2 separate regions of the Homo sapiens genome follow, and region 2 is linked to region 1. A link is a contact called in ENCODE Hi-C or POLR2A ChIA-PET data. All regions are on one chromosome and are shown on one strand. Each heading gives the region's core, a stretch centred on a gene start or an enhancer-like site at or near the end of the contact. The rest is flanking DNA. Distances are from core to core; before and after follow the strand shown.

Region 1 (7,001 bases), core at 2,969-5,468:
GTGAAAGAGTGAGGCAGACGAGGAGGTGAGAGTGATGCAGTGTGAGAAGGACTCATCCTGCCACTGCTGGCTTTGAGAATGGAGGGAGGGGCCATAAGCCAAAGCACAGGCGACCTTTAGAATCCAGAAAAGGCAAGAAAACAGATTCTCCCCAGAGATTTCGGGAAGGACCAACACCTAGACTTTAGCCCAGTGAGACCCGTGGCAGACTTCTAACCTCCAGAGCTGTAAGAGAATAACTGGGTGTTGTAGAAATGTGTAGCAGCAGCCATATGAAACGAATGGACCGCCCAATGTTCCAGACACGGGCTACTGACCTGGTAGCCAAACATACCTGTGTGTCTTCACTGCAGATGCCCCCTCTGCCTGGAAGGCCCTTCCCCAGGTTGTCTGCTGCTTCACACTGGCTCAGAACAACCCTTGGCTCAAAGGCTCGGACGCCCAGAAGCAATTCTTGTCCCTGTTTACCCACCCACCCCCAGCAAGGGCCCAACTACTCTGTATTCTTCTTGATCCTGCAGTTTCCAGCAGAGCACCTGCACCCACCTGCTGAAGTGCATCACTGTGCTAGATGCCTGAAGGGAGGAGGGCTCTGTCCTGTCCTTGTGTTTCTGGTGGCTAGCACAGTGCCTACCATTCAGCAAATGATGGATGGACGCGCACGGGAGTGGGTGAGGAAACACTCAGAGTCCCTGTCTACAGTCAAGTGTGCAATCTGCAGTCTGGATCTTGTGTTTCTGGTGGGAAACAGATGGGATCTATTATGGTTACTGTGCTATGATAGGAACAAGATGCCATGATAGGAAGGGAAGCCGCTGAAGCCAGGGGCCCTGGGAGACCTCAGGAAGTGGCAACAGGGGCTGCATCAATCTAGTCTGGAACCTTCTGCTAGACACTGCTTGGGACTCACATTTCCCAGAGTCTGCCAGCATGGCTCATCAGACTGGAGGCAGCAAAGGGAAGGGGGCCCAGCAGGGAACAGTGAAAGCTGTAGATGTTCATCAGTTTTGCTGCTCTGAAGAATGCAAACCATAGCTGGGAGAGAGTCGAGTTTTATGAGAAACCAGTTAAAGGCTAAAGGTTAACCGGAGTCATTTAAATGACATGCATATTTCCTGGCTTTGCACAGCTCTGGAAAACCCCAACTGCATTTAGAAAAATGCAAAGTGTATTATAAAATTCAAAGGCCAGGGTATAGGTAGTAAAAAAAAGATAAATGCAAAAAGATAATGTGGATGTGCCAAGTTGAAAAACCAGGAAGTTGCATGCGGCTTTTCTACATGAGAATTTGGAAGGAAAAGGAAAGAAAGTCTATCTCACCTTGAACCTTGTATAAAAAATGGTGGCATCCCAGTCAGTCCAAAGGCTGGAGGGAAGATGGGATGAGAACTTTTGGCTCTTAATTATTAGCAAATGACTAAAAAGTTGTGAGGACTGGGGGAGGCCAGCTCAGCCCCAACAACTTCTGAGCCTCCATGGTCTGGCTGGCTGACTCTGGCCTGGACAGTCTCTACTCCTAAGGCATTTTTATGACTGCCTGAAACAAAACAGGCCATTTCCAAGACTGGCACTGGTTCAGAACAACCACAAGAGATAGGGATGGCTGGAGTTTCAGTGCTGCAGGGAGTTTCAAGTTCTGCAAGGGAATCTCCTGCCTAGCCCATGCAAGTGATTATACACAAGGCCAAGCACAGAATGGGTTCAGCTACCTTCTGAGCACACATGTAGCTGTGTGTGGGGCTGCAGGGCTGCAGGGCTGGGGAGCATCCAGGAGGCCCAACCTATTACGCAGGCCCTTCCTCTCAAGACAGGTGCCCAAGGCTCGAGAGGGCAAGTGATTTGTCTTCAAGTCAGGTAGAGGCACACTGTATGCAAGCTTAACTTCCACAAACTCAACTACACGGATGCAGGAAAGTGGAGAGGAGAGGGAGAGAAGCGTAAACAGCTTAAATACCACAGGCCTCTCGGGCTGCCAGACCCATGAGGGAACCTTAGGGGCAGATGGGAATCTGCCTCCCTCATGGGCTTGGCTCTTCCTGCCTATCCCTTGAGCGCCCCTCAAAGTGCCCAGCATGATTCTCCCTGGTAAAGAAACCAGGATTTCATCTGACATGGCCAACCTCTTCCTCTAAAACCTGCTCAACGACGGGGTCTACTGCAGCCCTGCAGTTCAGACTGGCTGTGCCGGACCCACTCCTCATTGAGAAATGTCATTCACCCATGAGGGATCTGTGAGGGTGACTGGGACGGCAGGTGGTTTCCACCTGAGAAACTGACTTTGGAACTTAGAGAGATGTGACTGCTGTACCATGCTACCAAAGCCAGCCTTCCTGATGGCCTCTGGCTGATTAGCAGGTGGGCAAGGAGAGTTCCTAGAGGGAACTAGAATTCATGGAAAGCAGCAAAGCAGACACTGAGTGCTGAGTTCCAGAACATTCCTCACTCTGTCTAATCCCATGGTTCTCAACACTGGCTATGCAATGGAATCCTTTAGGGAGCATTTGAAAATATAGATGTCAGGGCCCCACCCCGGAGCCAGTGACTCAGAACCTTCTGGAGTGAGGTCTGGGTACAGATTGTTTTCAAAGTCCTGCTGGGCCAGAAACCACAGGGCCTTCGCACCACCCACCCTCACGCTTGGTCACAGCTCTGTCCTGGCCTGGCCTAGGAGCAAATCAGATGCCCCTAGAGCGGTTCCCCTGTGGCAAACACATTTTCACTTCTATTTTCAGGCAGGTCAAAGTAAAAATGAAAATTTATGCTTTTACATGTCCCAAGCTCAGTATTCTGTACATTTCTCTAAACACACACACACACACACACACACACACACACACACACACACACACGTTTTTTTTTGTAGAGATGGAGTTTCACCATGTTGGCCAGGCTAGTCATAACTCCTAGCCTCAAGTGATCCGCCTGCCTCAGCCTCCCAAAGTGCTGGGATTACCGGCATGAGCCACCGCGCCTAGCCATATTCTGTACATTTCTTAAAAGTTTAGAAGTATGAACAACATTTGACATTCATTTGAAAAATCTGTCCAGGCCGCCTGCAGCACCACGCATTGTGCTGGTCACCAGCAATACAGAGACCCCTCACACCCTCCACCAGAGTTCTTAAGTCTTAAATCAGGATTTTGCTCTTTTTGTTTTTGACAGGGTCTCACGTTGTCCCCTAGGCTGAAGTGCAGTGGCTCGATCACAGCTCACTACAGCCTCAATCTCCCCAGGTTTCAAGTGATCCTCCCGCCTCAACCTCCCAAGTAGCTGAAACTACAGGCACACGCCACTACGCCTGGCTAATGTTTTTTCTTTTCTTTCTTTTTTTTTTTTTTTTTTGAGACAGAGTCTCACTCTGTCACCCAGGCTGGAGTGCAGTGGCACAATCTTGGCTCACTGTAACCTCCACCTCCCTGGTTCAAGCAATTCCCCTGCCTCAGTCTCCGGTGTAACTGGGATTACAGGCGCATGCCACCACATCCGGCTAATTTTTTTGTATTTTTAGGAGAGACAGGGTTTCACCATGTCAATCAGATTGGTCTCCAACTCCTGACTTCAGGCAATCCGCTCGCCTCAGCCTCCCAAAGTGCTGGGATTACAGGAATGAGCCACCACGCCCGACCTTTTTAGTAGAGAAAAGGTCTCTCCATGTTGCCTCGGCTGGTCTTGAACTCCTAGGCTCAAGTGATCCTCCCGCCTCAGCCTCCCAAAGTCCTGGGATTACAGGCCTAAGCCACTGTGCCCGGCCCTGCTCTTTGTTTTTAAATAGATTCTAATGATCAGTCCTTGTGATTTCAGGTGCTTCCTAAGCCTCAACTTTAACGGGGATTTAGGATTCAAGGTCACAATACTTTTCAGCGTTTCTGCCTAATCTGAATAGAACCCATCTCCCTCCTACAAGAGGGTGGGAGGAAGTGCTGCTCCATTCTTCGATTCCTGATCTCCCCAGCAGGCCCTGGGGTGGGCTGGAGAGTGTGCATTGGCTGAGGGCAGGGTGGACCTGGTCAGTGGCTGGGCCAGACTCTGGGGCAATTGGCAGGCCAGCTTCCTGGGCTGGGAGAGGTGATGTATAGGAGAGATGGCCTTCTCCTGACTTACACCTTCCTTAAAGGTCGCGCTGTCTGTCACTGGTTCAGAGATTTGTTTTGGGTGTTCTGTGGTTGATCAGATATCAGGGCCAGAAGGCAACCCTCCCCTCCTGAGGCCTGAGCAATCACCGGATCCTGTGTCAAATCTGGTGGCTGGGTTCACTGGGGAAGGTGGGCGTGTGATGCAGGGGAACCCAGCAGCTTCAGGGTGAGGAGCTGTGTGTAGGCGGAGCCCCAGACAGCTCACAGAGTGGGCTGGAGCGAGGGATGTCTTGAAACTCAACGTTAATCCTCAACCCCACTCCCCCCATGAATTCCTGTTTTCTGTGGCGGCTCTTACTGCCCTCCCCTCCCCGTCAGCCAGATGTTGTCAAGGAGGCTGGCTTTGGCAGCCCTGTGGGGCAGAGTGGGGGTTTTGGGGCACCCTGAAGCCGGTGGCCCAAGGGGGAAATCTCTTGAGCTCCGTATGACTGGGCTAGCACAGTGAGGAGCAGATGGGGGGCACACATGGCACAGTGAGCTGACACCACAATGGGAAGCCAGGACCACTGAAGGGTCTGACGTCTATTTAAAAGGATTCTACTGGCTGTTGGTGTGGAAAGGGCAGAGGAGGAAGCTGACCCCCTAGTCCCAGTTTTCTAGAATCCCCACCAGCTGCAGGGGAGCTAAAGGCAGTGAGACGGAGCTGGGTTCTCTATCTATGTGATGCTTAAGCTGGCAGGATTTGCTAAGAGCTTGGTCACAGGGATGAGAAGAAACAAGGATATTCCAAGGTTTGGCTGAATAACTAGAGTGATCATTTCTTGACAGAGGAGTAGTGGGGTTTGGATGAGAAACCCAAAAACCAGCTTCTTTGCCAGCCCTCGTCAACTGGGCTCTATCAAGACGCCAGGCACAGTGCTAAACACTGATAGGCAGCGTCTCATCCTCCTGACATCTCATCCTCCCAAGCACCTCATCCTCCCCCTGGTCAAAAAACATGCCAAGGCCAGGCGCAGGGGCTCACACCTGTAATCCCAGCACTTTGGGAGGCTGAGGCAAGAGGACCGCTTGAGCCCAGGAGTTTGAGACCAGCCAGGGCAACATAGCAAGACTCCATCTCTATAAAACATTTAAAAATTAGCTGGACATGGTAGCACATGCCTGTGGTCCCAGCTACTCTAGAGGCTAAGGTGGGAGGAGCCCTTGAGCCCCCGGGGTTCAAGGTTGCAGAGAGCTATGATTATGCCACGCACTCCAGCCAAAGCAACAAAGTGACACCATGTCTCAAAACACACACACACACACACACACATACACACACACACACAGACACACACACACACACACACACACACACACACAGACATATCCAAGGTCACAGTGCTGGGCTGGGACTCAACCGCCAGCAGGACCCCTGCCCCTCCCTGGAAGCCCTCTGGTGCAGCTGCACCCAGAAGCTGTCCACATCCCAAGGGTTGATGTGCCTCGGAAGTTACTGCTTTTTGAGCAAATCTAAGCCACTAAGTCCCTTCCTTTGTGAGAAATCAAAACCATGGTCCCATTTCCAAATGTGTGGGAAGGACTGGTATTTTGAAAAAGTATTTCAACTGTAGAGTGCCTTCAGCAGAAACAATATAGATATTTTTTCTTGAGATAGGGTCTTGCTCGATTGCCCAGGCCGGAGTGCAGTGGTGCAATCATTACTCACTGCTAATTTTTAAAAAAATTTTTGTAGAGACAGGGTCTCACTATGCTGCCCAGGCTGGTCTCCAACTCCTGGGCTCAAGCAATCCTCCCACCTCAGCCTCCCAAAGTGCTGGGATTATAGGCATGATCCACTGTGCCTGGCTTAAAAACAATAATTTTAATAGGCAAAAAAAGCTCAAACAGTCTCCACTACTCAAATGCCTCATTTCTCTAATGCATAGAATTGAATCTAGAAATCCTGCTTTGTAAAGGAAAAAAGAATAATTTGTGTGTGTGTGTTTTTCAGAAGAACTGTCCTAGAGCCACTTCAATACATCAACAACAAAAGAGGGCACAGTCATTAGGTGACCTTGTGATCTCAGCAGAACATGTCTCTCTAATGTGGCTCAATTATGATTGTAAGTTTATAAAACAGGGAAAGATTACAGGAATATACATTAAACCACATCAATGAATGCCACTGAGGAAAAAAAAATAGGTCCAGCAGACAGGTACCAATCAAATAATCAATACACAGGAAACAGCTACATCACCCTCTCCTTTAAAAGAACCAAATAATACTGCAATTGGATTTACTTAAAAATTTTCCACTTGAACAAAACTGACAGCTCTATTACAATCCCATTTCCAGTCAGTTTATAGGATACAAATTTCATTTCTCCATATTTCTACTTCATTTCTGAAAAGTGGCCAGCAACATTATTCATCAAGTACACAGGGAAGAAGTTTAATTCATAGAGAGGGGAAACATTGTGAATTCCATGTTTTCCATTTCCTTAGAGAATTGGTGGTTTAACTGAAACTTGATTTTTTTCCCAATCTGTCAAGTTCAGGGTGCCTGCCTCAAAGTGGGGTAAGGAAAAAGAAAAAAGAAAAAAAAGAGAAGAAAAGAGGAAGCATTTTAGCCCTTAGAGAGGTTAAATAATTTGGGGTAGCTCAAACGTTGAAATCAAAACAATCTACATTTTTAGAAAATGCCAAGATGGGTTTAAGATACTTGGTATATGTCATTAGAGGGGGACAAAAGTCTGCAGTGGGAACCTGACTATTCAAATGTATGTTAATGATGAACAAACATCATTTTTCTAACTCACAATCCAACTGCCTGAAATTACTCAAGATGAGATTTGGAAATGCTATTTCTATGTTAATGAAAGTCCTTCAGTGTTTATGAATAATTACAGTGACTGCTAAAGCTTTAATCAGTTCAATCCAAGAAGC
Region 2 (7,001 bases), core at 2,727-5,226, 610 kb before region 1:
CCTTTTGTTGCTGTTGTTGTTTTTTGTTTTTGTTTTTTTTTTTGAGATGGAGTCTTGCTCTGTTGCCCAGGCTGGAGTGCAGAGGTGCAATCTCAGCTCACTATAAGCTCCGCCTCCCGGGTTCACGCCATTCTCCTGCCTCAGCCTCCCGAGTAGCTGGGACTACAGGCGCCCGCCATTATGCCCAGCTAATTTTTTGTATTTTTAGTAGAGACGGGTGGCGTTTCACCGCGTTAGCCAGGATGGTCTCGATCACCTGACCTCGTGATCTGCCTGCCTCGGCCTCCTAAAGTGCTGGGATTACAGACGTGAGCCACCACGCCCGGCGTTGTTGTTTTTTTGAGACAGGGTCTCACTCTGTTGCCCAGGCTGGAATGCAGTGGTGCAATCACAGCTCACTGCAGCCCCAACCTCCCAGGTTCAGGTGATTCTCCCACCTTCCCAAGTAGCTGGGACTACAGGCATGTGCCAGAATACCCGGCCAATTTTTTGTAGAGACAGGGTTTCCCCATGTTGCCCAGGCTAGTCTCGAACTCCTGGGCTCAAACAGTCCACCCACCTCGGCCTCCCAAAGTGTTGGATTTACAGGCGTGAGCCCCTGTGCTCAGCCTGGTTGTGCCATTTTTTGAAAAGCAAATTTCATCCTTTTGGACACATACATGACACTTACCGCACCCTCACTCCCCCCAGTTATGCTTTCTAAAAACTTCTGTCAAGGTAAAGATTGAAAACATGTTCATCTTTTGTGTGCACTGTTTATGAATAGTAGCTGAATAGCCCCTCCGCAAGGAGGATGCAGCCCCTTCCATAAAGGATGCTGTTGTGGCTCCATGTCTGCTTAGCCCGAGTGTGGGCGCCCAGCTGTGTGCCCAGCTCTGTGCCAGCTGCCCGGGGCAGGCCTCTAGAGCAGTTGCGGTTAGCTCCCACAGTGATTGAGCACAGGCTGGGTGAGTTAGTACAGATGTCATTTTCTGTATTAGAAAATTAATGTCAAATCTGCTAAGAAAATAGGCTGTTTTTGGTCTCTATCCAGATTTACAACATAAAGAGGGTATAATTTTCCATCTTCAGAGGGGCTTGATGTATTTTGCTCAATGATTTCCTTTCTTTTCCCAGAGCTATTCAGGGATTAAAATACTTGGCTAGATCCTGTCAGGTGAGGAGTGAATGACTCCTCAGGTGTCAGTGCGGCATTTTCTGCAAGTTCATTTTTACTTTCAGGACATCACATTGCCACTCAGTGGAAAGCGTCCACGTAGTAGAATGTTGTATGTCTTGGAAGTATCAGCGCCCAGCTCACACCTGGTAGTACATTCATCGAGAAGGGACTAGCCCAATGTGGGGTGTAAAAAATGCACCAGGTTCTTGAAGTTATCTGAGAAGGTTCTTTCAAGTTGGTGTTTCTTGGGCTGATCATCTGCCATTTCTGTTCTTTCCCTTTACCAGGATTGACGTGTCTCAGAATGACCTTCCTTGGGAATTTATGGTCGATCGTCTTCCTACTGTCTTGTTTTTTCCCTGCAACAGGTAATGCCAAATTTTTGTCACTGGTGGGCAGTTGGGATTCTTTTGTGGAGGTCTGAAAATGAAATGGGTTTAAGATGTAAATCATTCATTATGTTCAAAAAATGTTCCCTTAGGAACCAGGCGTGGTGGCTCATGCCTGTAATCCCAGCACTTTGGGAGGCTGAGGCAGGCAGATTGCTTGAGCTCAAGAGGTTGAGACCAGCCTGGCCGACATGGTGAAACCCCATCAGTACAAAAAATACAAAAATTAGCCAGGCATGGTGACATATGCTTGTAATCCCAGCTACTCTGAGGCTGAGGCACGAGAATCTCTTGAACCTGGGATGCGGAGGTTGCAGTGAGCCAAGATCACACCACTGCACTCCAACCTGGGTGACAGAGCGAGGCTCTGCCTCAAAAAAAAAAAAAAAAAAAAAGTGTCCTTAGGGACATAAAAGGGTTGTAGTGTCAGGATGTTATGTGTGGTATGGATCTTTTAAAGGTTGTTTTTCCCAGTCTATCTCTTACCCGAGCTTGAATGTGGCCGTGAGAATTCTTAGCTTTCATGGCCTGTATGAACATATGGAGGACGCAGAGACTGACAGGATTCTTCTGTTGCCCTGGCTGGAGTGCAGTGGTGCAATGTTTGTGTGGGGCAAAACAGCAGAGAATCTGTGGAGCCCTGCCTGCCCCAAGCCTTCCACTTGCTTGTCTCTCAGTTGGCCTCCCAGCAGCTCCTCATCCCTCTCGTACAGAGGACAGGGTGGCTTTCTTACCCATGGCACGTCCTTTTCTCGGATTCCAGGAGGCCTACAAAGGGGTTTTCTCCCATGCGTGCAGACTGCTGTGAACGTCCGCCATGGGATGGTCGCTTGATTTTTTCACACTTGCCTAATCAGTATTCCAGGTGCAGTTCTTAACGGCAACTACCCCGGAAGCCCCTGCAAGCAGGACATTAACAAGGGGGAGCGGACTTCCAGTTAGTAAACGTAGATGCAGATGTTTTAGTGGAAAAAGAAATTAACTCTTGGTCCTTTAGAGCCTAATACACTGGATGTTTGCTCCCTTTTTATAGATTCCCTTTGGTTTTTAGAAAGTTGAGTCCTTTTGGGGACCCACTCACATGACTTTGACAGTATCTTCTCTCCAGGGGAAAGTGTCTGCAGCATCATTTAGGGAGTTCCCTGGCTCGCATGTATGACGTTTGCTGTTTTAATTTCCTGCCTCCCTTTTGCGATTCAGCTTGTCATGTTTCTCTAGGAGAGTGTTTCCTTCATATCTATTGAATCATTCCCTTGGTTTTTGCTTTGTATCTCAAAGAATTTTTGCGGGAGTACTTCTGTGGTAGTAGGGTCTTGTCACATCATGCACTAAAAACAGAATGTGACTCACCCTTTTCTACTGCTGACTGAGTTGTGATGAGGCTTTTTCTTTCTAAGAAGTGTTTAAATTACCACATAGTCCAGGAATCACGGACAGTAACACTAACACTTTCATCTGTGTGGGCCAGGAGTTGGGCATGTAGTTTAATGACGTATAATTTTTGAATTCCAAGCATAGTTTGAAAAAATATGAAAATCTTAGCACCCAGCACATGCCTTTTAATGAAGAAGTTCTCAGCAGCTGGCAGAAATGCATCTGTGTAGAGAGACACAGGCGGAACAGGTGGCAGGGTGGGGCGTCATCTGGAGGCCTGCGTCTGGGCTGAGTGACCTTCGTTCTTAGGCTGCCTGGTGTGGGAAACGTGAAGATGTGCGCATTTCTCCGGCCCCATGCTGGGCACTTGCTGCAGGCCCTTACCCTTGTCGTTTCTAAATATCGAACATAAGAAGACTGTCCACTTCTCTTTTAATGTAAGGATGTTGGTAAACCAAAGCTTTATGGCTTTGGAATGGAATTTTTCTCATTTCCTAAAAATAAATGGTAGAAGTAAAGTATGCTCATCATGAGCTGGTCCCAAGCGAGTGTTTGGTTTAGCCAGAAGGTAAATGGGCAAGCAGCGTGAGCTGACAGCTTGCAAAAGAGGAAATGAAAAAGGCTGTTGGATAACATGTAGTAAGACCTTTTTCATTGTCCACCTGCTTATGCTATTTTTAGTGAAAAGAATATGAAATTGTATATTTACTGTGATAAAATATAAACTTGTGCATGTGCTAGGTGGAGATGTTCACAGAGGGGAAAATGTTGAGGTGTTAACATTGATGACTTCAGAGGAGTGAGATTGCAAGTGATTTGAAGGTGCTGCTTGTATGTTTTTACATCCCTTGCAAATTGTCTACAAAGAGCATGTCTTGATTTATAAAAATCATGAAGGAAAAAAATGCAAGAGCCTGTCCTTGGGAGGAAGAGGAAGGGGTGGGGCCTTGAGGGAGACATAGCCTTCCTGTGCAGAGGCATCTTGGAGCCACTTGCTCCACCGAGCAGGTGCTCCTCCAGCCAGCACTTGCGTCAGACTCTGTGTGACATTGCAAAATATAGGTGCTCTGGCCTGGCCCTGGGCCAGGGTGATGAGGGGGAGATGGGTGCTCCTGTCCACCAAGAGACTCTGATGTGTCCCAGGGGAAGAATCACAGTTTTTTAGAGGTGTGCCCTGCCACTCCCTCAGGGTTAGAGGAGAGTTGCATAGACATGGGGACCTCTTCCCACCATAGTTTCACATGACTGCTTTCCTGGAAGTAGACTGTTGACATTCTCTGTCCCTGCTACTTTCACAAAGTGTGGCAGTATTTTAGTGTGCCCATTAGGGACATTGATGGAGAGTGCACCAAGACCTCTTAGTTAGCAGATAGCATGCTCACGGATGTCACTGTCCTGTAAATGTCTGGAGGTAGACATCCTGAGGGATCTTGGCAGCTTTTTCTGGGAAGTAATTCACGTTTACTCTGCCTTACAAGACCAGGCTTGTGCCGCAGAACGTGGGGGCAGGTCCAGCGTCTGGTATTCTTCCATGGGCCCACTTGACAGGGCCACGATGTGTTTTCAGTTGTTGTGGGGTTTTTTGGTTTTCTGTTTTTGAGACAAGGTCTGACTCTGTTGCCCAGGCTGGAGTGCAGTGGTGCAATTACGGCTCACTGCAGTCTTGAACTCCTGGACTCAAGTGATCCTCCCACCTCAGGCTCCTAAGTAGCTGGATCTACAGGTGTGTGCCACCTTGCCTGGCTAATTTTTTTATCTTACTTTTTATACAGATGAGGCCTTACTATATTGTCCAGGCTGGTCTCAAACTCCTGGCCTCAAGCGATCCTCCCACCTCAGCCTCCCAAAGCACTGGGATTACAGGCACACAGCACCACACCCAGCTTTGTCATTTGAATGGCTGGGCCCCACTTGAAGAAAGCTTATATGTTAAGAAAACTAAGCTTTAAAGGAGGGGATGGTTGAATGTTTACCCCAAAATTATAAAACAATTTACGGCCGGGTCCAGTGGCCCTGGGCAGCCAGGCTCTGGAGTCCCTGCTGTTGACTTCCATTCTGTTAACACCTGAGGGAGACAAACTCGGCTGCCGGCCCACCTCATACCTAAGTGCATAAAGCTGGTAGTTTTGATCAATTGCAGCCAGGCTGTACAGGCACAGGTAAATAGATATGTGAGAGAAACATCATCAGACGATTAAATGACAAGTTCTGAAGAGGAATTTTCTAGATCTCTAGATCAGGACCTGGAACAAAGCTGTAGGGAAAACCCCTTTCTATGTCACCTTCCTTCCTTATTCTGTGCTCTCAGGGCTGGGCAGCCTGAATTCATAGTCCTTTGGTTGGGCTGTTTGCCAGTTATCAGGTTGCCAGGTGTGAGCCAGATGTACCTGGGGAATGGGGGTACAGTCACCCCCAGTTGAGAACCCCTGCCTTAGAGAATGTGTAATAAATGCTTGCTGAAGAAACAGACTGGGTATCTTTCAAGTTCTTCCTTTTTCTCCGGGCACTGTCAGTGGGCACAAGAGGGACATAGGTGGGACACTCCTGCCTCCCCTGGACGCTCTTCCTGACACAGCCGCTGGGCATCTCCGAGCACACAGAGGCCCCATGCCTACACACTCCTGGGGCCCTGCATCACTGGCTTTAGGCCTGGGCCTAGGAGCTCTTGTCTTTCTTGGAGGGTGTGGGTGAAGCTGAGCTCTGGCTTCAGGAACAGATAAGCCATCTTAATTACAGAACGAGCATATGGGACAGCCTCAGCTTTGTAGAGAATTTCTTGCCCAGGCAACATTTTCCTTACTTTCAGTAAGTAAAATCCACGGAACGTCTTTTCTTGGTGAGAAGTAGATGGCCTGGCCTCAGGTACAGCCTGCTTTTGGACTCATTGTGTTGGTGTGACTCCTGTCTTTGCTTCCTTTCCCTCTCTCTCCAGAAAGGACCTAAGTGTGAAATACCCCGAAGACGTCCCCATCACCCTTCCAAACCTGTTGAGGTTCATTTTGCATCACTCAGACCCTGCTTCCAGCCCCCAGAATGTGGCTAACTCTCCTACCAAGGAGTGTCTTCAGAGCGAGGCAGTCTTACAGCGGGGGCACATCTCCCACTTGGAGAGAGAGATCCAGAAACTGAGAGCAGAAATAAGCAGCCTCCAGCGAGCACAAGTGCAGGTGGAGTCCCAGCTCTCCAGTGCCCGCAGAGATGAGCACCGGCTGCGGCAGCAGCAGCGGGCCCTGGAAGAGCAGCACAGCCTGCTCCACGCACACAGTGAGCAGCTGCAGGCCCTCTATGAGCAGAAGACACGTGAGCTGCAGGAGCTGGCCCGCAAGCTGCAGGAGCTGGCCGATGCCTCAGAAAACCTCCTTACCGAGAACACGTGGCTCAAGATCCTGGTGGCGACCATGGAGAGGAAACTGGAGGGCAGGGATGGAGCTGAAAGCCTGGCGGCCCAGAGAGAGGTCCACCCCAAGCAGCCTGAGCCCTCAGCCACCCCCCAGCTCCCTGGCAGCTCCCCTCCACCTGCCAATGTCAGCGCCACACTGGTGTCTGAAAGGAATAAGGAGAACAGGACAGACTAACTTTTTAAATGATATGAAGAAATCAGAGGTGAAAATTGTACATTGGGAATATATTTATGCAAATTTTATTGAAATTTATTGTAAATAAAGATTTTCTCAGTGGTCTAGAAAATCAGCTTGAATGTCATTCAGCATTTATTGAAGAAGGATGACATCCCTTCCACTTATTGCACAAACTTGGTAGCTTTGAGACAAATACAGTAGCACAGTCCGTTTGAAGATTTGTCCAAAAAATTAGTCCATATTTTAGTGGCTCAGTGTCAAGAGTTCCCTCCCTGTGCCCCCACTGTTGCTTCTGCAGTGATACGAAGGATGAATGCTTAATTTCTTATTAGTCAGAAAACTTGAATGCAACAGTTGGGCATTCAAAAATAATCCAGAGAGGTCATAACCTACTTAGCCATTTGAGTGTGGCTCTGGTGTCTGCTAAAAAAAGTAGCTATTGAAAAAACAGTGAGAGCTATGATGTGGTTCACTCATTCTAGAAGCATTTTCATTTTCCTC

Evidence for each region. Hi-C counts contacts between places; a loop is a spot of excess contacts on that map. ChIA-PET counts read pairs that join two places held with the same protein, here RNA polymerase II (POLR2A). Pooled maps may share reads with other maps.
Region 2: a pooled map shows a loop between it and region 1 (3-fold over the local background). The contact joins two enhancer-like sites. A Hi-C loop is called at or near these places in 2 of 37 single-sample maps with no recorded cell type and 3 of 50 pooled maps. POLR2A ChIA-PET finds 5 or more read pairs at or near these places in 2 of 52 experiments (Caco-2 and activated T-cell).

The regions. Positions count from the first base shown.
Region 1 is chr16:11,073,813-11,080,813 of GRCh38, reverse strand. All of the region lies in intron 19 of CLEC16A (C-type lectin domain containing 16A), which reads right to left. Among named protein-coding and RNA genes, the nearest start is that of CLEC16A, 130 kb to the right of the region's middle. Within about 2 kb of position 4,218, at least 3 of the 41 ENCODE cell types and tissues checked have a DNase peak (open chromatin) inside an H3K27ac peak, as active enhancers do.
Region 2 is chr16:11,678,691-11,685,691 of GRCh38, reverse strand. It overlaps TXNDC11 (thioredoxin domain containing 11), which reads left to right. Exons shown (of 12, transcript NM_015914.7): 11 at 1,447-1,527; 12 at 5,855-6,609. The coding sequence ends at 6,497. It overlaps SNN (stannin), which reads right to left. Exons shown (of 2, transcript NM_003498.6): 2 at 6,540-7,001. Among named protein-coding and RNA genes, the nearest start is that of SNN, 14 kb to the right of the region's middle. RefSeq lists an enhancer at 4,117-4,473. Within about 2 kb of position 3,976, at least 17 of the 41 ENCODE cell types and tissues checked have a DNase peak (open chromatin) inside an H3K27ac peak, as active enhancers do.